Regions from separate parts of the Mus musculus genome. Here all the other regions are linked to region 4. A link is a loop called in an ENCODE intact Hi-C map of the cell type or tissue named here. Cell type or tissue: heart. All regions are shown on one strand. Region 1 overlaps Zmiz1os1 (a long non-coding RNA gene). Region 2 holds the start of Gm31838 (a long non-coding RNA gene). Region 3 has its middle 21 kb from the start of Gm32379. Region 4 has its middle 7.5 kb from the start of Gm32224. Region 5 overlaps Gm32379 (a long non-coding RNA gene).

Evidence for each region. A loop is a pair of places that touch in the nucleus more often than their neighbours do. Peaks named below come from ENCODE experiments on the same cell type or tissue, not always from the same donor. Only the 100,000 strongest peaks of a DNase experiment are listed, where the experiment ranks them.
Region 1: a loop joins it to region 4, with 2.1 times the contacts of the local background. A loop is called at or near these places in 3 of 42 quality-filtered maps.
Region 2: a loop joins it to region 4, with 2.8 times the contacts of the local background. A loop is called at or near these places in 5 of 42 quality-filtered maps.
Region 3: it touches region 4 in a loop (2.1-fold over the local background); 2 of 42 quality-filtered maps call a loop at or near these places.
Region 5: it touches region 4 in a loop (2.0-fold over the local background); 4 of 42 quality-filtered maps call a loop at or near these places.

The regions. Positions count from the first base shown.
Region 1 is chr14:25,394,178-25,399,177 of GRCm38, reverse strand. The region is part of intron 1 of Zmiz1os1 (a long non-coding RNA gene); the gene reads left to right. Among named protein-coding and RNA genes, the nearest start is that of Gm32645, 5.0 kb to the left of the region's middle. In heart, no CTCF peak of the experiment used is centred here; DNase peaks (open chromatin) are centred at 2,047 and 4,117; H3K4me3 peaks cover 766 bases; H3K27ac peaks cover 3,380 bases.
Region 2 is chr14:24,777,186-24,782,185 of GRCm38, reverse strand. It overlaps Gm31838 (a long non-coding RNA gene), which reads right to left and starts at 1,108. Exons shown (of 7, transcript XR_874416.2): 1 at 991-1,108. In heart, CTCF peaks have their summits at 2,805 and 3,009 (motif pointing left); DNase peaks (open chromatin) are centred at 1,855 and 2,835; H3K4me3 peaks cover 1,112 bases; H3K27ac peaks cover 2,878 bases.
Region 3 is chr14:25,229,882-25,234,881 of GRCm38, reverse strand. No RefSeq gene overlaps it. Among named protein-coding and RNA genes, the nearest start is that of Gm32379, 21 kb to the right of the region's middle. In heart, no CTCF peak of the experiment used is centred here; a DNase peak (open chromatin) is centred at 2,811; H3K27ac peaks cover 2,428 bases.
Region 4 is chr14:25,117,981-25,122,980 of GRCm38, reverse strand. No RefSeq gene overlaps it. Among named protein-coding and RNA genes, the nearest start is that of Gm32224, 7.5 kb to the left of the region's middle. In heart, a CTCF peak has its summit at 2,800 (motif pointing left); no DNase peak of the experiment used is centred here.
Region 5 is chr14:25,199,838-25,204,837 of GRCm38, reverse strand. It overlaps Gm32379 (a long non-coding RNA gene), which reads left to right. Exons shown (of 5, transcript XR_383275.2): 4 at 193-252; 5 at 2,559-3,255. Among named protein-coding and RNA genes, the nearest start is that of Gm32307, 3.2 kb to the right of the region's middle. In heart, a CTCF peak has its summit at 2,357; no DNase peak of the experiment used is centred here; H3K27ac peaks cover 2,693 bases.

The DNA.
Region 1 (5,000 bases), 280 kb before region 4:
ACACACATACACACACACAGCATCTTAGGCAGGGAGCTTTCCAGTCTTCCATGTGCTTTCTGCCTCTGCTCTCGGGACAGATGAAGATACTCCAGGAACAAGGGACCAAGTGGGATCTGGCCTACCTGTCCCTACCTGCCCCTCACCTGGGGACTGGCGCTGCTCTGTTTCCTCTTGGCCTTGATTTCAGCCTTTGAATTCTCTACCAGATAGATGACAGTTGCCACTAACCGGGATGGAAGCCAGTGCAGTTGGGGATGGCAGGGGGACGACATCTTTGCAAGTGTTCTCCGGTCACATGGACCTGGGCTAGGTTGGGCAGTGTGACCTTACACAGCTCATTTCTTATTTTGGGACCTTTCTCCCTTCCATTTGCAAAAAAATATCCTCAGGAAGAAATGAGAAGGGCCCAAGCTGTTCTAGCACCTAGAAAAGGTGTCACACACAGTAAGTGGCTCTTGCTGTCCTCCCCTGGACACTGAGCTGGTTATAACAGGCTTAGTGTCTTTTCCAAAGGGGTAGGTGAAAAAATTCTCATGTTAGAGGTGCTGGCTAGGTGTCTCTCCCTTGCAGCTAGCTAGCCCTGTCAACCTGGAGTCCTATTCTTTAGGCCGAATGTCAGGCTTTGAGTCCCAGGTTCATCTCTGTGTGTTTATGAAAGGGGGCTTGCTCCCTGAAGGCAAGTGGTTTCCACCTTTCTCCATGATCTTCATGGGTGCCTGGCACAACCTCAAATTTAGTGGCAAAGAAGGACTGGTGTGTTGTATACAAATGCCCTGAGCAGGGAGCTAGAGTTTGTTCCCATGATCCTCTTGGTGATAAGGAAACTGAGGCACGGGAGGAGGGGCTGTGTGGGGTAGATAGGAGATTCAGTGGGCAGGAATAGGAAAGGCTGGCTTGGAACCTGGGCCAGAGAGGAAGCAGGGACCCAAGGGGAGGAGGGACCAGCCTGCAGTGAAAGACTGGACAGTAGAGGAGAGGGCTGGGGTGAGTGGGGATCCCCAGGCCGAGGCTAACAGCATCTGGTGGCCTGGGAGTGCAAGCGAACCCACATTTGATGTGGTGTGACAGTTTCTGAGTGTCTGGGATGATCCAGGCTCCCTGCTCAGCACTCATTCATTCCATAGTCACCCCCAGCCCCCACCCTGTGCTCGGTTGCTGGTGTTGCCAGGCAGGCTGCTGCCTAGCGCTGTTCTTTGGTCATCTGGGGCCAGGGCCCTGGGATAAGACTCAGTCCCACAGGCACAGCATGCCTCAAGGCTGCAGGTGGCCTTTGTGGCCTCTGTGCCCTGGCTTTGTTTTCCCCAAGTGGCTACACAGAGGGAGGAGGGAGGCTGGGCGGCCTTTGCATGTGGCAGCAAATTTGGGCCATTGATTTCCATTTATTTCCTGCTCAAATGATCCAGGCCGGCTGCTGCTGGGGGTGGGGGTGGAGGGGGGTGCTCTTTAGCATTTTAAGTTTGCAGATAATTGGAGGAAAATAACTCCAATAATGAAATCTCTGCTGGATCACATTCTGATACGTGACAAATCAATTCATTTATGATACCTTCTTTGTCACACTGAGCCATTCTGGCGCTCAGTGGAAACCTCCTAAATTAATAAAACTGTTAAATCCATGAAACCCTCCGTTCTGAGCTGCACATCGCAGCACAAGTTTGAATCATTAAGGGAATAAAACTGATAAATGTGAGTGGGGGAGTGCCTTTGTCTGGAGAGGGGCCGGCTTTCAGGGCAGATAATTGTCTTCAGGGCCCATACAGCCTCACTGGGGTAGCAGGGGGCGGGGCGGGGGTGGGGCCAGGCACACTTTGAGGGTGGAAACCAGTCTTGACCTTACCAGCGTCTGGAACAGGCTGCTTCAGTAGTGAATTGTGTAGCTTCAAGCTTTTTAAAAGAAAGTATGATTTAATAGCAAAGAGAGAATATAAAGCCCTTATTGAACTCTGTCAAATTTGACTTGGCTTGGCAGGGGATTTTTTTCCAAAATGACTACGCTTGTCAGATCCCAAACTGTTCAGGGAGGCGTGGTTTAATAAATAGGGCGGAGGTGGGTGGGGCTGAGCTCAGGCAGGCTGAGTGGCCTCTTAGCTAATCTTCTTGTTAGCTGCACGTCCCTGAGCAGGCTGCTGGGCATCTCTGGGCTTCTGTTTTCTCAACTGTGACTTGGGAGCTGGGAGGAGGACCCTACAGCGATGAGTGTATAAGATGTACAGGAAAGTGCAGTGTAAACTGTCACGTGCGAGGCAGGGGTCAGTGAATGGTGTTTTCTGTGAATGGTCCCTGGAAGTTAAGGGATTCTGCAGTTCTTGACACACCAGGATAGATTGCTGTTGCTGTTGTTGTTGTTGGGTTAGATGTAGGTGTTACATGATTGTGATGGGATCTGCTGTGTGCTTCTGTGCAATATCCTACACTGATGTCTATTCCTTCGCATGTACACAGAACTAGCAGAGTCCTTGTATCCCAGCATCCCTCATTTAGTGTGGCTTGGCTCTCAAGCAGGGAGCAAGGAGGCCTGCACCCAAGATGCCAGCAGAGGCACCTCATTTCCTGCCCAGACAACCCAGTTCACAGATGCTTAAAGGACTGGGCCAGGAAGGGCAGGTGGGAACCCTTGGCCCTAAGCGACTGCTTTGCTTACCTCTTACTGCAACAAATCTGGAAATTTCCTGAAGACACCTGAGCCTTCCTCTACTTTAACTTCCTCTAGAGTCCTCTTTAACCGAGATCCCTGGAATGGTTGGAGTAGCCAGCCCCATCCTTGTCACTTGTGGGTTGTGAACCTACAACCCGAGAAACCTTTTGTGTTGTACAACACTCATTTATATGTTATGCGTGCATAATTGAACAAAATTTAAGGAGACTGCACTTGTCTTCAGTTCAGGAAATGCATGTGAGTCTACTCTATTTTAATCTTCTAGCTTTTATTCTACTCTAGTCTCTCTCTGTGTCTCTGTCTCTGTCTCTCTCTCTGTATAGTGATGTGCGCATGTGCATGCTTGAATGTGTGTATGTTTCTGTGCACATGCACATGAGGACTGACGTTAGCATTTATGGGCTTCCTTGATTGTTCCCTACTTTATATATTGGCACTGGGTCTCTCACTTAATCCAAAGTTCTTCAGTTCCAACTGGTCTAGTTAGCCTTGTCCTGAGGAACCCCCTGCCCGATCTCTGCCTCCTGAGTGGCAGGATTACAGATGGCTACCATGCTTGCTTGGCTATTATGTGGGTTTGGGGGATGCAAACTCTAGTCCTTATGTTTGCATGGTTAGCTTTTATCCACTGAGCCATTTTTATTTATTTTTAAATATGTAATTATGTGTGTGTGTGTGTGTGTGTGTGTGTGTGTGTGTGTGTGTGTGTGTGTGTGTGACATTCAAGTAGGAGCCTTTGGCGGTCAGAAGAGTTTTGGATCCCCAGGAACTGGAGCTACAAATGGTTGTGGGCCACCATGTGGGTGCTGGGAACCCAATGTCTGTCCTCTGTTAGCGTAATAAATGCTTTTAACCACTGCACTGTCTTTCCAGCTCCTGTTCTTGGTCTTTAAAATGATGCCTTGGTCCACTAAATTATCTATCTGTGCTACTAGTGGATGTGACCCACAGTTTAGAGAATTTGGATCTGGCCCGCTGCTCACCTTTTTGACAAGGGACTTGAGCATGAGTGCCATCCAGCCCAGCCATGTTACTGTATGGGCTGTGCCTGCCCGACTCCTGAAGGCATATGCCCCTCACTGCTGTAGTTGTCTGGTAACCCTGAGTTCTCTCACAGCCTTCCCACTGGTCACTCTGTGTAGGACCCAGGACCTATAGATGGAGATGGACTGTCACCATCAGCTCCACTCTACCTTCTTGAACAAAGGATGGAAGTGACAAGGTGGCTCAGCTACCCTCTCTGCTTCAGAGAGATCAGAGAAGGTGGGGGCAGGGAGCCCATGTCCCCGATATAATGAGCCGCGTGGCCACAAACCTGACAAGTCTTTGCTCTGCAGCATCAGGAATCCCTGGCAGCCACCAACACAAGCGCTAATTGCCAGCTTGGGCAAGGACGGCAGCCCTGACATCCATATCAATTATGGCCACTGGCCATGCCTGGGAGACAAAGGTCTCAGAGGCTGTCAGGCTCCAGTGTCAGAGCTCTGTCTGCCAAAGAAGACACAGAGACAATAGCCACCTATCACTACTCACTGCCTTGGCAGGCTGTGCCTGGGTGGGGTAGAGCCGAGCCTGACAGGTGAGGGGCCAAAGCAAGACAGCCAGGCTGTCTTACTGCTTGGACACGATGCTTCTCACACGAGTATGTGTGTGTGTGTGTGTGTGTGTGTGTGTGTGAACTCATGGGGGGCGGGGGAAATTGCTGGTTCAACTTTTGATTCATTCTGGTGAAAGTTTCCTGTGGGGAAATGGAAATGAACTTGGAAACATCCCCACTGGTGTTATCTACTTCCTCTTCCTCTTCTTCCTCCTCCTCCTCCTTCTCAGATTTATTTATTTTATGTTTATGACTGCTGTATTTGCATGTATACCTGCATGCCAATAGTGGGCATCAGATCCCATTACAGATGGTTGTGAGCCACCATGTGGTTGCTGGGAATTGAACTCAGGACCTCTGGAAGAGCAGCCAGTGCTCTTAACCATCTCTCCAGCCTCTTCTCCCTCATTAGTGATTTTTATGCTGAGAGCTGTGTGGAGGGGACAGAGGCCTAGTGGTGGCTTTTAGGACCGCTGGCCATGGTCCTGCACAGTGCGTTTGCTAACTCAGGTTGGGGTGAACTTTGAGTATTGGGACTCCAGTGTTGAAGAGCATCCAAATAACTTGGAAAGATGTTGGTCACCCTTGTCTGTTTCTGATTAGTGTCCCTGGGGTGGGGTGTAAGCAAGCCCTTACTAAGCACCCAGGTCTGGCCTTAGGCCATGGTTCTCAGCCTGTAGGTTGTGACCTCTTTGTCACACTTCTATCTCTAAAAATGTTTACATTACAATCCATAAGGTAAGC
Region 2 (5,000 bases), 340 kb after region 4:
AACCGTGTAGGCCAGGGTTGCCACCAACCAAACCAAACACAAGCTTCATGCAAGGAGAAAGCGAAGAGACATTAGAGAGGTCCAGCTGGAAGGAGAGGATATAGAGCATATATGCTGCTTTACACCCTGGACTGCCTGCCGCCCAGCCATACTCAACCTTGGGGCTTGGGGATGAGGGGCACAGAATCAATGGCTCAGACTCCCAGACTCCAGGAGCAGGTGAGATGGGGTAGCAAGCTTGTTTATTAATTCTCAGGGAGCGCCCTTTATACCCTCCACCTACATCCCATTGGTCCCAAGCAAGCATGGCCTCCAATTGGCAGTTCCCTATTGGCTGTCATGGTCTGCATCATCAATCTCTAGGCTCTTAGGCAGGGTTCAATTTGACCCTCATGCAGAACAACTGCATTTATGTAGAGGCGGCCACCACCTTGTCAATAAGGCCTGCCATTCCTTCTATACACATACAAAGAGATGCAAGGGTGGCTCCAGATACAAAGGAAGTTGGTAAAAATGAAACCCAGCAGGGTCAGGAGCAATAGAGCAAGCAGTAGCTAGAGGCAAGGGGATCCGAGCCTCAGGGATGAACTGAGCACCTGCCCTGGGCAAGGACCCCTTATCAATTCTTTTCTCTAATTGAGTAAATCTCAATTAGTTCTCAGCAAGTAGACCTCTGAACAAGTGTTATACTGTGTCACCTGCAGAGGAGGACACAGAGGCACAAAGTACAATTGCTTGTTCAGGGGCCATTGTCAGAAAGCAAGAAAGCTGGGATCCGAGCCCAGGCCTAACCTTTTGGGCACTCACATCTTATCCACTTGACTTTGGATGTTGTGAAAATCAGTGAACTCTCAGACTTCCTTCGAAAGAAGGATGTGTTGGCTAGGATCAAGTGGTCCATTGAGCAGCATCAGCTCTCAGGCAGCAAGAACCCTTGAGGACACAGGGATGTGACAGGACTGGTGAGTGCTGTGGAGAGACAATACCCACCTGGCTTCCCATGTGAACATTCTGTGGAGGTTTTCAACATTAACCTTTCTTTGTGAACCAGTGCTCCTCAGCAAGATGGAGGCCAGGGAGAGTCACATCAGCGGGGCGCTCTCTGCTGTATGAAAACCAAACAGTACGTCATTTTCTTAGACATAAAGAGTGCTTCCTAGGCCCTTCCCCATCTCCCACACAGGAGCTGACCAGTAGAGGTACTGTCCTCATCTACATAAAAGGAGTGTGGACCCTACGTCCTTCTGCCTTCCCAACTCATTGCTTTCTTGGTTTGGGCTGAGGTCATTTGTGTTTGAGACAGGTCTCAACACATAGTACAGGCTGGCTTCAAACGCTTTTTCTGCCCCAGCCTCCCAACTACCAAGATTACAAGTTTTGCAGCAGTGCCCAGTTGTACTTCACAACTAGGTGGTCACCTCAATTCATCCCCAGCCTCTACCACTCTAGAGTAGAAGCCATTATGGTAGTGCACCTCAGAGTCATCGGCAGGACCCTATGACATCACGTGAAGACGGTACTCTGGATGACACAGGGCTTCCCTGGCTTACAGTCCCCTTAACCCCGTGCAATGGGGAACGTCTCCTTACTGTGGTCTTCAGAGCTGGGGCTTGTGAGGAGAACCAAGCACCTTACTTTCACTGCCAGCTTCAAGGGTCTGGGGCTCTGACTGCTGGCTAGAGGCTAAGAACTCTCCTGGAAGCCCAGCCACTCACAGGACTGACAGAGCAAGTGTCCACAGGGGAGGAGATGTGGATTATCGGAACAGGGAGGTGAGCAGCTGAAGAGGCCAGAGGAACCTCAAACCCAGCTACAACCCACACTGGCCAGCTGGGAAGGTGCCTCACAGTGGCAGGGCTTCTGATCTTGTAAGAGAGAAGCTGAACATCTGGCCAAGTTTTAAAATGGACTTCCTCCTCCTCCTCCCCACTGCTCCTCCCTGCCCCCTTCTTTCCTGATGTGTGTGTGTGTGTGTGTGTGTGTTTGTGTGAGTGTGAACTGTATTTCTCAATCTCTTCTCAGTGAACCCAAAGCTCCCCTATTTCTCTAGACTAGCCTGCCAGTGAACCCCGTAGATTCTTCTCCCGTTCTAGGAATTACAAGCCCATGGGGAGACTCAAACTCGAGCCTTCCTGCTTGAGTAACTAGCATTTCATCCACTGAGCCGTCCTCTCAGCCTCTTAAATGCAGTTTTTTAAGTGCATCTAATTTAGCAGGAGTATGAACATGGGGAGGGGTAGTTTGGCTTAGAGAGTGGTTAGGATCTGAATTACATTGTTGTCATTGTCCTCAAACTTTGACAAGGACAATCCCCTGCTGTGTTGAGTGTGTAGGTACATGCCCAAAGAGCACCTATTTTGAGCAAGGCTATGAGAGTCTCCAAACGCAGAGATAGATTGTCCCCAAGTTTGTCAGCCAGAACCATTCCTCCCATGTGCGTGAGCACAAAAACAGAAAAGACACTCAGGTATCTAATGTATGACATTTATTGTAACCAAGGGGCCCTACACCCGTGTGTTGGTACCTAGACATGTGAACTCCTGTGCCCACTGGGCTGTGCCCTCCGTAAGATGTGCAGCATAGGGCAAGGCTGCTTCCTGAGATATCCCTGAGGGGTGGCACTGTCCACAAGGGCGCACGGTAGTGGCTGCTGCAGCGAGGAAGAGAAGGCGCCTGCGCGTTAAGGAGTCGAGAGACACAAGGCACCCGCAGGGAGGGCCTAGCGAGCTGGAAAAAACGCTGGTATCTGTCCTGCTTCCAGGTCCCGGTTGTCCGCCCCGTCCCCAGCCCCGCAAGAGGAACAGTGGGGAGGAAGTGGGAGGGAACAGAGAAAAGCTGGCAGTGTGGCAGCTGCACCCTGGGCGCTGTGGGAGGGAGGAGGGCGGCGCGCAGCCGCGGCCATTAGTCACCAGATGTCACCTTCTGCTGCCAAGGCGGCGGCTGGCTCAGACAATGGCCGCGCGGTGGAGGGGCGGGCCCGGCCAACCCCAAAGCCTCGCCTCTGCTGACACCTACTGCCCTAGGCCCACACTCAGGCTGCCCAACCTCGGAGCTCTTTACTGGGGCCGTTTCCTTGCCTGGCCCCAGCACCACCTGCTCCACATCCCCTCCCGTTTATCTGCAGAGCCGGCTCACTTTTCAGTGCTAGCGGCACCTCCCGCGTTTCCTGCTTGCCTCCTTGGCCCTCCTCCAATTTCAGAACCTGTCTCTCAATGTACAGGACTGTCTTGACTACAGAATGGGTGGTGTATGGTGGGGCAGGGACTCCCATTTTACCGCCCTGTGGAAAGTGCCTGGTACCTAGAGCGCTGATCTCCAACGCTGTAAGATAGTTTATCTCTGCAGTGGTACACTTAACCCCATTCAGAAAGAAAAAAAAAAAAAATCCTTCCCTCACTCCAGAAATCCAACCATGGAATTGCTGCATTTTCTCTTCACTGGGCACAGATCCTTCCTCCATCACCACCCAAAAATTAAAAAATTAAATAAAAGGGAGTCACCCTTTTATGATGGCTAACGCAGAGCGAGACCTTTCATGTTCATTTAAAATATGCCCAGGCCCACTGGAGTGCGATGAAGAGACCACTAGCTTGTGGGATGAAGAAGTTGTCTTCTATATGAATTGAGAGGACCAGGAAGGAAACACGTTAAGCTCTGTCAACCAAGCATGCATCTGAGCTCCAGCTTTGGATTTTTGTTTTTATAAACCTTTCCAAATGCAAACAGTCTTAGCCCAGGGACCATACAAAAGCAAGCTCCAGACAGGCTCTCCGTTCCCACGTATGCATCGCTCAAGTGGTCATACTTGCAGCATCCAGGGAAGAAGCTTGGCATGTCTGCAGGCTAGGGTCAGGGACAGACAGTCAGACTCACCCAGGTTGGAGTCTCAGTTTGTCCCTGGGCAGCTCGTGACCTTGACCAAGCCTGGGGGTAGGGGTGGGGGTGGAAAAAGCTTTGGAATATTCTTGAAGATCTGCTAGAAGTGCATGGGTTTCTACCATTTATCCCTTACTGCACTGCCCCAGGGCTATATGCAAGTTCAAGTACACACTCTGAACCTCAAGCCAGAGTAGAAGAGAAGACTGAGTTATAGCCACAGAAAAGGAAGTCACCTGTGCCAGATAGATCGGAAGTAGAATCCCAGCCTTGCCCTAGCCTGGCTGTGTGACCTTTCAGTAAAATAACACATCGCTCTCTCGCCTCTGCTGCTCCCATCCCGGCATGCTCAGGGTGGCTGGTTGGTCTTGACCAGAAAGGCACATAACCCCACACCTGAAACATGACAAACCAAAGGGGATGGTGTCACTGCAGCTGTTGTAAGCTCTCTGTATAGATATTCAGATGACCTTAGGTCCTAAGGCCCTCTGACTCTCATCTATACCCAGGGCAGATGAGAGATGGTGGCCATGTAATCAGGGAGTACTGCCTGGAGGAGGAACTAGTATGACCTTATCCCTTCATGGAGCCACTGGTCTCCTGGGGTCGGGGAAACAGTTGAAGGGGGAGGAAAGATAGCTTTGGATCTATGTTGTCCCTTGGGAACGAGAACCCACAGTGACAGGGACAGAGGAGCTTCCCTCTTTCTGCACCAACCAAGATTAGACCAGGTGACTGCTTGTAGATTTAAACATCCTTGCTGAAAATACAATACCCTTTATTACGAAGGTCATTCTTGCATGATAGCAAATTCAGATGAGTCCAAAGGAGACAAGTGACATGATACCCCATCCCCCATGCTTCCAAGCACACCCAGCAAAGTCGGACGTGGTTCTAGGAAGTTCTGTGTCTTCTTTCATGTTTTGCTTTTCTGGTAACAACTGAGAACCTGGGAGCCTTCACTGCTCAGGGCTCAAATATCTGCTCTTAAACACTGAGTCCCATAGCTTGAGGTGGTCAAAGGCTTGCCCTCCATTCTCCTGTTTCCAGGCACCTCTGTTACAGACGCTCTAGGCTTATCTTTTCACACATTTCATAGATAGATGATAGGTAGGTAGGTAGAT
Region 3 (5,000 bases), 110 kb before region 4:
TCAGGTTTTGTGTTTCTTCTTTGGCTAAGTCAGCCGTGGTTCTAAGAGAGTCCTAAGCAGGATCCTAGACTTACCTGAGCCAGATTCCCAGGCTGCATTGTTACATAAAGGAGATGGAATGTTCCAGAAGCAAAATTACTCATGAGTGAAAATTAAAGTTCAGGAAGGGTTAGTAACTCATCCTTACCCAGCCTTAAACGAGGCCTCTCTTCAGCCCATTTCCTCATATATTTCCAGCAGATTCAGATCTTACAGGCTCTATACTCACAGCTCTTGTCTTGGGGGGTCTTGGCAGAGCTGCCCTGGGTTGCTTAGAACCTCAGACCAGCACATTTTATTTATTTTATTTTTACAGAGAGGAGACTATTTGTGTAAACCGTCTGAACCACTCAAAATCACATGAGTACCATCTCACTGGCTCAGTGCCCTGCAGTCCTGTGATAAGAACACTTCCCTGGCTGGTGGGGATGCTCCCTCTACCAGGCTGCCTGGCTAACACTGCCCACCCCACTTTGAGGCACCAGGTGATGCTAGATGATTGGAGCTTGCTGCCACACTGGTCCAAACCTGGGGTCATCAGGTAGGGCCAGGATGGACAGTCTCTGAACAAGAGGAACACATAAGAACAGGAGACTACACAGAGAGATTCAAGCATGACATTGGGTATGGACCACCCAGTTGGCCAGTCCTGGACAGAAGGAAGTCCCTTCATGGAGCTGAGGTGTGGGTTCCATAATAGGACTCTCTCTTGTCTAGATCTTAAGGCACTGTTTTGCAGAGGCCCAGCAGTTTGCCTCTGCACTGGCACCTGGGGGACACTTATGCAGGGGTTCCACAGGTCCTACTTTGAGAAAGGTTGCTTCTTTGGTCATCCGGGTGGGAAGACCTCTCTGAGATGGGGTTCACATGGGACTGTCCAGCTCAGTGACTGTCACTGCTCTAGGTCTCCAAATAGGAGGAAGGTGGCAGGGGACAATGACAGTGTGGCCTCCCACGAGCCTTTGATCTGGCAGCTCCTGAAGCTCCTTCAGCAGCCTCTTGCTTACTAGGCCACTATCAGCTCCCTGATGCGGAGAGACCCTGGTAATGAGGTTCTATTAACGGAGCTGGATCCCGGTTCTCAGAACTCAATGTTCAGAATAAACAATGGGGCAGAATCCTATTAAAAAAGGCTTCCAACATGGACAAATTAAGCCCTTGGGAATGTCGTACAAAGAATACATTTTCCCAGTGTCGAATCAAGATCAATAGAGAAAAACAAATAATTTCAAGTGAGAGTTGTCATAATGACACTCAGGTTCGGGCAGGGGCGGTACACAGTATTTTGGCCTGAGGACATCCCAGCTTGTATAATGAGGGTGCAGGGGTGGGGCTGGTCCTGGACGGCAGGAGTGCATCGACTCCCAGGTGGCTCAGCCCGGCTGACACCGAGTCTCATTTGTCTCTGTCAAGGCTCCCCTGGATGTGGAGCTGTTACCCTCTCGAGTGCTACCCAGCTTGCTGAGGCTGGCCCAGCTCTGGAGTAGCAAAAGAAGCCAGAGTTTTGTTCAAAGGGGAGAGATCTGCACACACCCTGAAGAATGCTTCGTGTAACTCTCCCACAAGAGGGGAGGGTCCTTAGTCATCTCAAATGCCTCCTCTTCACCTTTCCCCATTTGCCGCTCACTTTGGACTGTCTGCCATGCCTGTAGCACCCAGTGTTCTCTCTGGCATCAGTAAAATTCTTGACTGTTGCCCCACGCTGGTCTGGAGGGAGTGAGCAGAGGTTTTGAAACTTCTACTGAATTCTTTCCTCCTCTTCCTGATTCTTGGTGACCTGAAACCCACCCCCATCTGTTCCCCCCAGAGTGCCAGGCAGGGCTCTCAGCTGGCATACACCCTCTCTTGCTCCCCCAGTGGATGTCCCAATGAATTGGGCTGTCCTGTTGAGTCACTGGATCAGAGAGCTTCCCTCTCCTGCCTGGGGTCCCTTGATTGATCTCAGCCCCCACTGTGGACTCTGAACCATACCCCATTGAGCAAGTCATTTTCATCAGAGCTCTGGGGGACTAGGGTGGACAAGACTCAGGTCTCAGGAGGCAGGGATGCTATTGCCTACCTGCTCCCCACTAGGAGACTAGGAGACAGGGGGAGAGAGAGAGAGAGAGAGAGAGAGAGAGAGAGAGAGAGAGAGAGAGAGAGAGAGAGTTGATGCTGGTACACAGTAGCCATGGTCTCTGATTTCAACCTGCTGTGCTGTTGTGCACTGGTGATGACTCTGAGTTTTCCCTCCATGCAGAGCTTGTGCTACATGCACTAGAGATGTGTGTGTGTGTGTGTGTGTGTGTGTGTGTGTGTGTGTGTGTGTGAGAGAGAGAGAGAGAGAGAGAGAGAAAGGGAGAGAGAGAGAGAGAGCGGGCCCACTTGCATGCTTCTTTAGGCTGAGCCACAGTACCCAGTAGGTGTTGTATCTTTTTCCACTTCCCACCTGACAAACAAATGACTGGGCAGGGACCTGGGGTCAGGTGGACTCCGGTCTTCTGCCTCCCAGAAAGATCTCCTCTGCTCTATTGGGGGTGGAGAAGAGATCTTTCTGGGAGGGTATAGGGTGGGTTATGGTAAGCAAATCTGAAGAAGGACTGGAGGTCTCATGGAGGGTCTGGGCCCGGCCATGTGGGAAGGTGGAAGCAGGAGAGTTTCCAAGCTGCTGCAGCCCTGGTTGGCCTGAGGCACACACTGCTGGGCTGGCTTGGCCTGAGGCCACACTGCAGCCCTGGTTGGCCTGAGGCTCACACTGCAGCCTGGTTGGCCTGAGGCACACACTGCAGCCTGGTTGGCCTGAGGCACACACTGCACCCTGGTTGGCCTGAGGCTCACACTGCTGGGCTGGCTTGGCCTGAGGCACACACTGCTGGGCTGGCTTGGCCTGAGGCTCACACTGCTGGGCTGGCTTGCAATGCTTTGCCTCTTCTAAAACCTCACAGTGAGTTGAGTTCCCACTGTGAAATGATGAGAGGATGGAAGCAAGGTTCCTATAGTGGGTGGAGCGAAGCTTGGGGGGGCCATGGGAATCCAACATAATCAGAAGGGTGGAGCCCTGTGCGAGATTAAATGTGGGTGGTCTCTAAAGAGCAAAGAGAGGCTAGAAGACACATTTCCCATCTCTCTTCTCTTTCTCATGGGCCTCACCATATGGCATCCTACACATCTCTAAGATTTTGCCAGAGAGAAGGCCAATTATCAGACTTGAGCTTTTGACCTTGGACAAGAACTATAAGTTCAAAGAAACCTCTCTTATTTTTAACTTTACAATGTCTCTGGTCTTGTTTGTGACTTTCATCATTTCTGGCCTTGTGTCACGAACATTTGAAGTTGGTTCAGGTAAGGGCTGCTCCCCTGAGACTCCTCCTTCCTTCACTGGGGATTACTATAAAGAAGTTGCTTGTTCAGCAAAACCTCTAAGAAGATCCACAGCAACTTTTGCTCCTCCTAATGTGCCAGGTACACTGGACAGTGGATGCCTTTACTTGTACCCTCATAGCTTTTGTTGACACACTATGCCACTTTTATAGTTACCCATGAGCAATGTGGCCAGCTGGGCAGAGGTGTCCCCAGCATCCAGAGCTTTGAAACATAGTGAAACCTGGTGCTGGGGGATCTGGGATCTAAGTCCCTAGCAGATAACCACTTCCATACAGTATTGTTATTCATTACTATTATGCATGCACATGCCGGTGGTAGCGTTGGTGGGGACCTAGCTCAGCCATTTTAATGGCAGCTAACTTCATTTCTCTGTGTTCAGCTTATGCAGAGGATCAGGCAGAGCTGGGCAAAGTTGCTTATCCCAATCTTGTCAGTGAGACTCAGAAACGGAAGTGGGGCTGGCGATGCTGGCGAGAGGCCCCAGAACCACACAAACACGGTGGGTGGTACATGCTTTGTTACTAAAACCTCTCCATCAAAAATCAGCCCACCAACCAGATAAGCTAACAGAAATGGAGACAATGGTAACGTCTATGGCGGTGGAGGCCAGTGGGAGGCCTGTGTTCCTTCTGGACCTCAGTAGTCACAAAGAATAGGAAACATGCATGCTTGCTGAGAGGGAGGGCTCCCCAAGCAGGTGCTGGGCCAGCAAAGTAAGGTACAGAGCATGGGACCAGAGGCCCAGCACATGTTAGGCAAGAGCTTTACCTCTGAGATACGAGATATACCCTTGACCTTTTTAAAAATTATTATTTTGAGACAGGGTCCTACTGAGTAGCCCAGGTTGGCCTTGAACTCACTCTGCTGCTCATGAAGGTCTTGCACTTTTGGTGATCCTGTCTCAGCCTCTCTAGGAATTGCAGAGAGGCTCTACCAGAGTCAACATGACAGTTAAGTGAAGCAGAGGGGTTGGGGGAACCTATTTGGGTATCAGAAATACACGGGATGTTATGGAATCAGTGGGAAGAGAGAAAGCTGTATGTAAAGAATCTCTGAATTCCATGCCTATCCCTCACTGATTTGTAACTCAGGGGAAACAATCTGACCCATGTATTCTTCAGTCTGTTCAACCAGAAAATATGGTAATTATATTTCAATCTCCAGAAATTACGGAGGGAAATTAGCAATGAATTAAGTCACCTAGGCAAGGCTTCTGGGTGGTTGAGTGTCTCCTGGCTGGGGCAGAATAAGCGAACTCTTATTTTATTTTTTAATTATTATTATTTTTTTTACCATGGTGCATCTCTTCTGGTCTACACATCTTCACATCTGAATTCAGTGGTGGAAGTGTGGCTTTCCATTCAGCCTTTTGTGTATGGTGTTGTAGTTTAATTAGAAATGCTTTTTCTGTCCTGGTAGCATGTACCCTAATGACCTGGCTTAAAAGGGAAGACACTGAAGTACAATCAACTGAGTTTTATCTATGGTGGTACTTCCTGGGGCTCCCTGCTCTGGACTGAAGCCTGACAGGCATCCCCACAGGATCCCCACAGCCAGTTGGCCCCCCTGGCTTCCCCAGGGAGAAGGTGCTGGGGAGG
Region 4 (5,000 bases):
AGGAGCCCTCTACCTTGTTCCTTTGAAACAGTCTCTCCCTTGTACTTGAAGCTCTATGCTTTCAGCTATGCCGATTGACCATGGAGCCCCAGGGACCAGCTTGTCTCTCCCTCCCCAATGTTGGAATTACAAGGTCATGCCACCATAACCTTTTCACATGAGTGCTAAGGGATCCAAATTCAGGTCCTCGTGCTTGTGCAACAAGTACTTTATTGACCGTAGGGATTTGTGACATCAACGGAAGAGCCTCAAGAAGGTGTCATGAGAATACCTGGATCCCCTTACATGTGTCAAATGGTGGCATCTTATTTCCAAGCAAAATCTAGCTCTTGGTGACCTGTTCTCAAATTCACCTGGGGTGATCTTTTTACCTTGTTTCATTTGTCCTGAGTCTAGGAGACATACTAGGAAGATATTGCCTCCCCTGGAACAGCCCAGTGCCAAGGAAACAGAAAGTCTCTCCCTACAATAGGAAAGCGGAGGCCATACAGCTGGTCAGTTTTGCAGTTGAGAAACTCTAGTCTGGCTCTTTATCCCTATGTGGCAGAAACAGCATCAGTAATTATAGGGCCACAGCTGGACCCTAGACCTCTGAGGCAATCTTGTGGGAGGAATTGACGGCCCCTCTATATGTTTATGGGGTCGTAGGATCCCCAAGGTCCTTCAGCTGGCAATAGCTCCAGATTTTATGAGATGTGGTAGTCTTTCTTCCAAGATTTTCTATGCATCCGGTTCCTACCCTTTTCCATGGATCTCCTTCACATTCCGGGCACAGGGCATGAAGAATGCTAGGTACCCGCAGGTGAGGGTTTTGACTCAGGACTTGTGATCTCTGCATGCCAAGCTTTGGGCATGTCTTGTCACCTATAAAAGCCTGTTGGAGTTGATATGAGCCTATGTCTCTTACCGTTATCGCAAGCTCTGGGGGCAGAAATTTCTTAAGACAAAAGAGCCCAGGTGCTAGTCTTAGGTTGGTCAAGAATCCTATTTTTCTATCTTACATCTATGTCACTCTAGGCCAACTGTGTCACCTCTGTGAGCCCCTCTGAAGGAAGGCTAAGAAATAAATGCTTTACATATCACCCAGGGGCTTTGTAATGACTGGAAACATAGGAGGTACTCAGCAATTAGCAAATAACAGGTATATGATATATGTACAATAAATGCAGGGATCTAGTTCCCTTCCTTCTTTAGCTCCTGAGCACCTATGGAATGTATGAATCAGCTTTGTGTATCTGACACAAAATAATGGCGACACTAGTCTATAAAGAGAAACCTATTTTGGGTTCATGGTTTTGGTGCTTTCAGCCCGTGATCAGTTGGTCCTATTGCTCCAAGCCTGTAGGGATGCAGCTCGTCATGGTGGGGCTGCAAGACACAGCAAGTTGTCCACCTCGTAGCTGGGAGGTGTCCACTTCATGATTCCATGGGAGGGCATGATCTCAATGACCCAGATCTCACTAGACCTCATGTCTGAAAGGCTCCATTACCTCCCATTTCACCCACTGGCTAACAGCAACAGAATTCTGTTGTGACCCAGCTACCGCCAATTGCAAGGCCAGAGAGTCCACTGCTTGGTTCTTGCCTCTTGCTGATACTAGGGCAGTAGGCAGAACAGGTCCACTCTTAAACTGGCCAGCATTTACTTCTGAGCTTCTTTCTTTATGTGTCTTAGAGATCAAAGTCCTGGCTTTCCCAGGTATTCTCCAAGTTCTAGGTGGTTACTGAAGCAAGTTTGGACAATGGGGCATGGATAATTTCTTTTTCCAAACTGCAGGGTGGGGAGGTGTATTTCTGGGAGAGATTTTGTGGGGATCATTGATCTCTGAACTGTCTTGACTGAGGACTTAATTAAGGTTGATCAGATCGTGCACTTTAAATAGGTGTAATTTGCTGTACGTCACTTCCACCTCGGAGATGTTTCTAAACATTGCCAGGGGTTCCTGGGAGAGATTGACTTTCCTAGCAAGAGCCGACTCCTCCGTGGGAGGTGCCTGCACTGGCCTCTTCTCATGCAGGGAGGCAGGTGGCTATCTGCAGCCTGGGTGGCCATTTAACCATCTCAAAGAACAAACGAGTCCTCGTGGAGTGGATTCTAAACCCAACCTGAAGTCACCTTCCTGATAGGAGGAAATTGAGCTGGATGTTGGCATCGCTGTCAGCGAGGCCTCTAGTTCTTTGAAGCCTAAAGACTTCCTACATAAACCTGGGTGTTTGATCTGTGTTTATTGGCTAAGTCACTAAGCTGGAAGGAAGGCCAGGTCTTCGTGGCTAGAGGCCAGGAAGGCTTTTCATGGGAAGAGTAGAAACGGTGCTGAATCGGGGTAGGAGGTCGGATTTTGCTAATTGTGGACAGGGAGTGCATGGAAGCCAAAAGGACAGGAACAGAAGCCATAATAGCATGTTGTCTTCTAGATAAACCCACTGTCCCGGGTGGAGGCAGCCTTCCCATGCTCCCTCCATCTTGGCTAATAAGCTAGCTCATATTTTGTTCTCCTCCCCACATTATTTTCCCCCAGTGACAGAAAATTACAGCTGACAAGTGGCAATTGATCCCTCCACATTATTTTGAAGCAATTATATTGAAATGGGAAACAATGCTTCCAGGAAAATGGCCGATAGCAGACTAACACACAAAGCTTTCTCCAAGACAGATAGGCGAAGCCAATTTGTCCCACATCGAAACTGACCAGATTTTCTTCCCCTGAAATTACATTTAATTATTGCCTGGAAATCTTCAAAGCTAACTCTTGCTTCAACCCAAGGTGCAGAGGACATGCCAGAGTCCTTGGGTGCCCTCTAGAGGGTCTGGGGGCCCTGGGCTTGCCAGGATCCCTCCAACAGATAACCTTTGAATGCCCATGTACCAAGAAGGGAATCTGTGGGCATGTGGGTGAAGCACAAGTCAACTTCTCCAGGAAGCATGGTGGGGCAACCCTCAAAATTCAGGAATTAACAGAGAAAAACATGTTTCCACGGCTCCCTAGTATGGGTTTCAATGATCACCATCCTATATTGTTTGAATTTATACAATGCTACAACTAGATCTCTGTTTGCATTGCTCTGATGAGATGTCAAAGCAGTACTGCAGATTTATTGTTGTTTGTTTTTGAGACAGAGTCTTAAGCACACCAGGATGCCTTTGACCATGACCTTCTGATCCTCCTGCCTCTGCCTCCCCAGTGCTGGGATTATAAGCTTCCAGCACCACATGCAGTTTATACGGCTGTGAGAATCAAACCCGGAGTCTCGTGCATACAGGCAAGTATTCTACCACCTGAACATCTCCAGTCCTCACTGCAGATTTAAACATGAGGCTTAAAGCTGACAAAGTTAATGTCCCTGCACTACATCAGTGGTGTAACGCTGCCTTTGTTGTGTGCAGATTGACACCTGTAATCCACACAGGATGACAGGTGGCACAGGACAGCCCCACTGTGAATTTTTCCTGCTTCTGTGACAGTGGGATTTGACAATTTCCCATTATGTCTCTCCTCTGGGACTTCAACATCATCCATCCATGCATGTGCTGTCATGCCATTAGGGTCTCACCTGATGAGGGCCAACATGGCTAGACTTGGCCTTGTCTGTAGGCCTGTGGGATGCTTGTAAGACCAGCAGGAATGTTTGACCATGTGACCACTGTAAGGAAAAATAGCAGCTAGTCTCACAGTCTTCATCCTCTGTCATCCACCGGCTTCTCATAAGGAAGTGTGGAAAGTGTCCATACCCAGGCCCACCTCAGAGCCATGAAGTTAAACCCAAGGTGCAGTGGTGTGGAGAAAGCATGATATAAGCCAGCCATGCAAACATGAGATTGCATCAGAAGTCTGTGGTGAATGTGGAAGGGCCAAACACGGACGACCCAGCCCTGCAGTTCCTAAGTCTGATGGGTCATGTGTGGACACAGAAAGGGGCATCCCTCACAGAAACCCTGCAGTCCCTGCTCAAGAGACTCCATTTCAGGAGCCATCAACTTCAATGACAGGGATATTTAGAGAGTACATAGAAGAGCCTCAGTAGGAGACATGGCCATGGACTTGGCCTGAGACTCAGATCCCCTGACTCCCTACCTGCTCCCTGTGGTCTCTGGCCAATCACCACTCCACATGAGTCCCAGTCTTTGGTGAGCATCCTCTCCAGCTCAGAGAGTAGCTGGGAAGGCACATTGTTGGAGTCAGGCTTGGCTTGGAGTCTAGTTGTACTGCTTGACTGCTGTGTGGGCCCAGCCAAGGCCTTCATCGGCATCATGGAGAATAAGGCTAATGAATCATGGCTGGTTATGGGGTTTAAACATATGCTAACACTCTTTGTAAGCTCCAAAACCATGAATTATTTGCTGTGTAAATTGAAACTTAAGTCCAGGATAAAGGATGCCTGGGAACAATCCCCCAAGAGAAGCAGCCACATGTCCATCTCTTCTGTCCATACCAGGATTTCCTGAAAGCCACCCTACGGCAAACAAGCCCTTGTGTGTGCAAAGCTGAAAGATGATCTGAAATCCCAAGATGGATGCTAGTGGGTGGTCCAAAGGAGAGGATCTAATCACCCTCCCTAGCATTCATACTAAGGGAAGCAGGTTGAATGACTGCCTTTCTGAGAAAGCTCGACATTCAGTCAGCACTCCATATATCAGGGGGAAATATGATTGATGGAAGGGGAGAATGTAGGGCAGTGCATTAGTTTGCTTCTGATGCTGTGATAAAACACCACAATCAAAGGCAACTTGAGGAGGAAAAGGTTTGTTTCATGTCCAATGCTATGAGCCATCATTGAGGGAAACTAGGACAGGGACTCAAGCAGGGCAGGCACCTGGAGGCAGGAACTGGAGCAGAGACTATGGAGGAACTCTGCTTATTGAATGGATCTCTGTGGCCTGTTCATCCTGTTTTCTTGTACACTCCAGGACTCCCTGCCTAAGGGTAGCGCCGCCCATAGTGGGCTTAGCCATCCCACATCAACCATTCATCAAGAAAATGGCCCACAGACTTGCCTACAGG
Region 5 (5,000 bases), 82 kb before region 4:
CTAAATGCTATGAAATTTCTAGATTTACTGGGAAAACAGTAGGTGCTAAATTAATGCTACCCCTTTGTTTCTTTTTGCTGTCTGGCTAGGACCCGCCACGGAGTTGTGAACTTGGGTGGCAGATTGTGTTTCTCTGGCCCTAAGGCATTCTTGGGCCACAAGAGTCTTTGACTGGAATGTTGTTCTTTGCAGGGAAACCCTGGAATCATCAACTTGGGGCCTATGTGTGGGAAGCCAAGCTGTAGAAAAACCGTGAGTGGGCTACCACCTCCCCCTACTTACGGCCTGGGCTTGCTGAGTTGGAGAGTTGCAAGTAGAAACGCATAAATAAGGCAAAGCTTGGGCACATGTGCAAAGAGCCACTTGCTCCACAGCCGGATCCCTGACCAGACATTATCTCATCCAGCTCTGTCCTGCCAGGTCCCGCCAGGTGACGCCGCAGGGCAGGTGACACCAGCCAAAGCTTTTAGGGTAGAACTGTACGTTGAATCACAAGGCAGGTGGGACAGGACTCTGACACTGAACTGTCAGGGCAGAGCAACCTGGCCCCTGGTTCTGCACACTCCTATGACCCAATGCCTCTAGGGTTCAAAGGATCCCACAGGGGGAGGAGTGGAGTGGGATGAGGTCTCAGTCCCCAAGCTGCTGTAGGAGGTCACCAGCATGCACTGTGCCTCAGATCATGGGGGAGGTAGCAGTCAGGCCAAAGCTCTCCTCTGAGAGTTGACTGTGGGCAGGTCTCTTGGGAAGCTAGTCATCCGTGTGGCTTCTCTATGCGGCCTTTGGATCCACAAGAGAAATAAATGATGCATTATGCATTACTGTTAGGAGGATGGAAGGACGAGGGACTCCAGGGTCACATGGTTGGTGCAGCATGAGCAAGGCCCTTGTCCTCCCTCAAATGTAACCCATGGGGTCCAAATGCTGCCTTGGATCTATCACACATATCCAGGGATATGACTGTCCCCAGACCTCGGTGATTCTCAGGTAGGGGGAAATGAGGTCATAGGGTCAAGAGTGGGGACATGGGCTCAGACACACTTGAACTTTGCCCTTACGTTTGCTGCTTGCTGGGGCTCTAGGAAACTCATTCCACTCCCGTCTCTGATTTTCTCAGTCTCCCCCCACCTAGTCTTGTTTGCTTTTTTTTTTTAGGTTTTTTGAGACAGGGTTTCTCTGTGTAGCCTTGGCTGTCCTGGAACTCACTCTGTAGACCAGGCTGGACTTGAACTCAGAGATACTCAGAGATCTGCCTGCCTCTGCCTCCTAAGTGCTGGGATTAAAGGTGTGCACCACCACGCCCAGCCCCCCCTCCCCCCAGTTTTATACTGATCTCACAATGTGATTCAGAAACCTAGATTATAAACAACTGCCCTCAGGGCTAAAGAGCTGGTTTAATCAGCTTGCCACCCAAGCATGAGGACCTAAGTTTAATCCCCAGCACCAACACATAAAGCTAGGCATGGTGTGTGTATTGTAATCCCAGCTCTGGAGAGGCTTGTGGCCAGCCAGGCTAGCATAATTGGCAAGCTGAAGGCCACACAAAGAGACACTGTCTCAAAACATAAGATTGTTGGCTCTGAAGAATAGCCTCAGAGGCTGATCCCTGGCCTCCATACTTGCCTGTACTGACACATGTACAACACACAAACACACACACACACACACACACACGTTTAGATGCTGCATCTTCTGTATAAGATGGTCATCAGCAGACACATTGCACAGGCACTCCCATGCCTCCCCACAGAGCCCTCAGCAGACATAACTAACGGACTGCATTTCCTATTGTTCAGTGTGGACATTTCTCTTAGACTTTCCCAGTTCAGGATGCTCTAGGTAGTTGTTCCCATGTAGCAGAGGGCAGGCTGACACTTGTCCTCTCTACCATCTTCTGAGAAGATGTTGCTACAGAGATGGGTGTAGGGATTGAGTAAAGTCCTGAGTAAATGAGGTCCTGAGCTAATGTATTGTTTGTCATGTGCCATCCATGGGAAACTGGCAACGCCTTCCCACTAGGAAGGTCTGAATCTAAACGTTGGCAGTGTGGGCAAAAATGAGCAACTGCAGCTTTCTCCTCTTGGATGTTGAGAGCCTGGGAGTGCTCACTACAGACACCTCTTACTGAGACCAGTTAGCCCCTCTTTTCCTGCTGCACATAAGAAGTATGCTGGGCTCTGGGCTGCTGTAGTTGGTGCCACTCCATCAGGGTGCACACCACCTCCCTGACCACAGCTTTTCCATATGTGTGCCCATTATTCATTCCCTTACTGCCCCTGGCATGTCAGGTCCAAGTGTCACTGGAGGTGGCATATGGGCACTTCCAGGAAGGGCTGGAGCTTGGGCACAGTAAAACTGGCCATCAGGGGGAGCATGCAGATGGAGACTGGGCCAGTTCAAGGGAGCCTTGGTAGTGAAGGAAACTTGAGCAGTATCAGAAGCACTGAAGATCTCCTGGTTGAAGGCATGGCCTGTGAAAGATCAAAGGGGAGAGCTAACCTTGCCAGGGCACGCTGGGCTTCGGGAACTTTGCTAAACTTCTCATTTTCTGTTTACAGAGGTTTGAGATAAGCTCACATGTAAGAAGACAGAGGCTGGACAAAGTAACGGTGAAGAATGTACAGTTAGTTTTGGCTCCCAACTCTATCGGATGCTATGGCTGGCTTTCTCTATCAGGGTGATTTGATCGACCCCAGCATTCAAAGCAGGAAGCCTTGGGAAAGCCTGGGCAGCAGGCTTCAGGGGAAAGAAAGGGGTAGCTCTCCTGATACTCCCAGGTCAGGGCAGAAAAGAGGGCCCCAGTGATACTTTAAAGTCCTCAACTTGCTAACAAGTTTGGTATGGCTATTAGAATCCTCATGACTTGGGAGTATGCAAAAGACCTGTACATTTGGCTTCTCTTAGAAACTATGTATTATGAATGCTGGGTTTGTAGAGTCATGGGTGACAGTGGGAGTTGCTAAGCATGGGCGGTCTGGCTGGTTTCTTGTTCTTTCAGTCCCTGGAACATTTGAATTTCAGGGTCTTACAACAGAGGATAGAGGGTGGGTGTCACTCCCTGCTACCCCCTTTCTTGGTACAACTTCAGTTAACTTCTGAACCTTAATTGGCCTATGGCAGATACATTTAGACTCAAGAAGCCAGTGACTGAGAATAAGATCTGTTAAACCTGTATCCTTCCAGAGCCTACTGAAGACCCACACCTCTGCCCCCTGCCTCATGTTCACTGGGGAAGAAGGAGGAGGGGGAGGAAGAGGATGAAGAGGAGAAGAAGAGAAAGAGGACGGGAAAGAGGAAGAGGAAGCAGCAGCAACAGCAGCAGCTCCTTCATGGGCTCTTGAGCCACTTACACACTCAACAGTGTGAGCAGACTGATTTATAGAGTCAGCTCTTGAACCCAAAGTCTGACTTTCAACCTCAGCCTGGCTGTCCCACCTGCAGAAGATGAGCCTGAACTGCTGACAAGGCCATTGCCAGGGGAGAAAGGCTTCCTTCAGGCATGAGTAGGGAATCTAGCCAGCTCATGTGAGCTCGCAGGCACTTGCACCCCCCCCCCCCCAGACAGAGAGAGAGAGGGAGGGAGAGAAGGAGGGAGGGAGGGAGAGAGAGGGAGAGGGAGAGGGAGAGGGAGAGGGAGAGGGAGAGGGAGAGGGAGAGGGAGAGGGAGAGGGAGAGGGAGAGAGAGAGAGAGAGAGAGAGAGACCAAGACAGAGAGGCAGAGGCAGACAGATACAGAGGCAGAGACACAGAGAAAACTCCATTTGGTAGGGAGAAGGAGGGATAGACACTATTGTCAGAGTGGACCTTGGACACCATTCTTCTCCCCATGCCTGGGCTGAAGCCGCCCCAAGCTTGGAGGTGTTATCTCCAGGCTCCATCACAGGCAGTGGGAGCCACAGTTAAATTTAAGTGTGCATCCACACTCCCCACACCAACATTTTCCATCCCTTTTATGGATTTCTGAGGAATGATAAAAAGCAGCTGTTTTGGCTTGGGAGCCTGTGAAAGAAGGGAAGGTGGTCCAGCCTCCTCCAGGGAAATCAGCGCCTGCTTGTTTGTTTTGCCTCCCAGACTTCTCTACCGGCTCCAGGATGTATGTGTCCGGTCCTGCCCCTTACTGCACTCATTGCAGTCTGCTTTGGGGAGATTCTGTAGACACCCAAGGGCTTCCCAGCAATGGGACCTCAGTCAGGGTCTGTCTTTCCCTTCCCTCTTCTAAAAAGAATGGTTCTCAGAGCCCCCTTGTCCATAGGACCAGTGACATGGTTAAATGCTATGCTGTAGGCTACGAGCTGGCATAGTGCCTGGCACAGCATTGTCACCTACCAGCCTTCCTGCTTGCCTTTCCGACTCTCTGTGGGTTAGAGCTTTCCTGTGAAGCAAATGGGCCTGGCTAGTGCTCCTCACCTACTCTTACTGTTTCTATTCTCTTTACTGTGGATGATCTTAGCCTTCACAGACCCTGGGTGCCGGGGCTCATAGGCCAACTGGGTCTCATAGCAACCGTAAGATTGAGTTTATAGTGTTGCTCCACTGGTGATATTCAGAAAACAAGAGGGTCTCACTCAAGACCCTTCATGTATGTGGGTTAGTATAAAGATTTGCAGATGGGCTACAGAAGCCTGGACCAGAACTACCCCAGCAATATCACCTTCCACAGCAATCATGCTTTGGAAGGGTTGCAGCCATGGCTGGCAAAGTGCCTGCTTGGCTTCAGTACCTATTTGTGTCTTACTTTCTGAGGTAGGTTTCATTTCGCCACAGTCTGGTATGTGCCTATGATCCTAGCACTGGGGAGGTAGAGTATGGGGAAACCATTAGCCTGGACTACATAGTAAGACCCTGTCGAAAAAAAAATATCCAAGGGCTAAATAGCATAGCACTTGTCTGACATGCACAGGGCCCGGGTTTCATCATGCCCACCCACTCTCTGAAGCATCAAGTATGCAGGTAGCAAAAGGCAGCCTTGGATATGCACTGCGTGTGTTTTAATCCCCCTG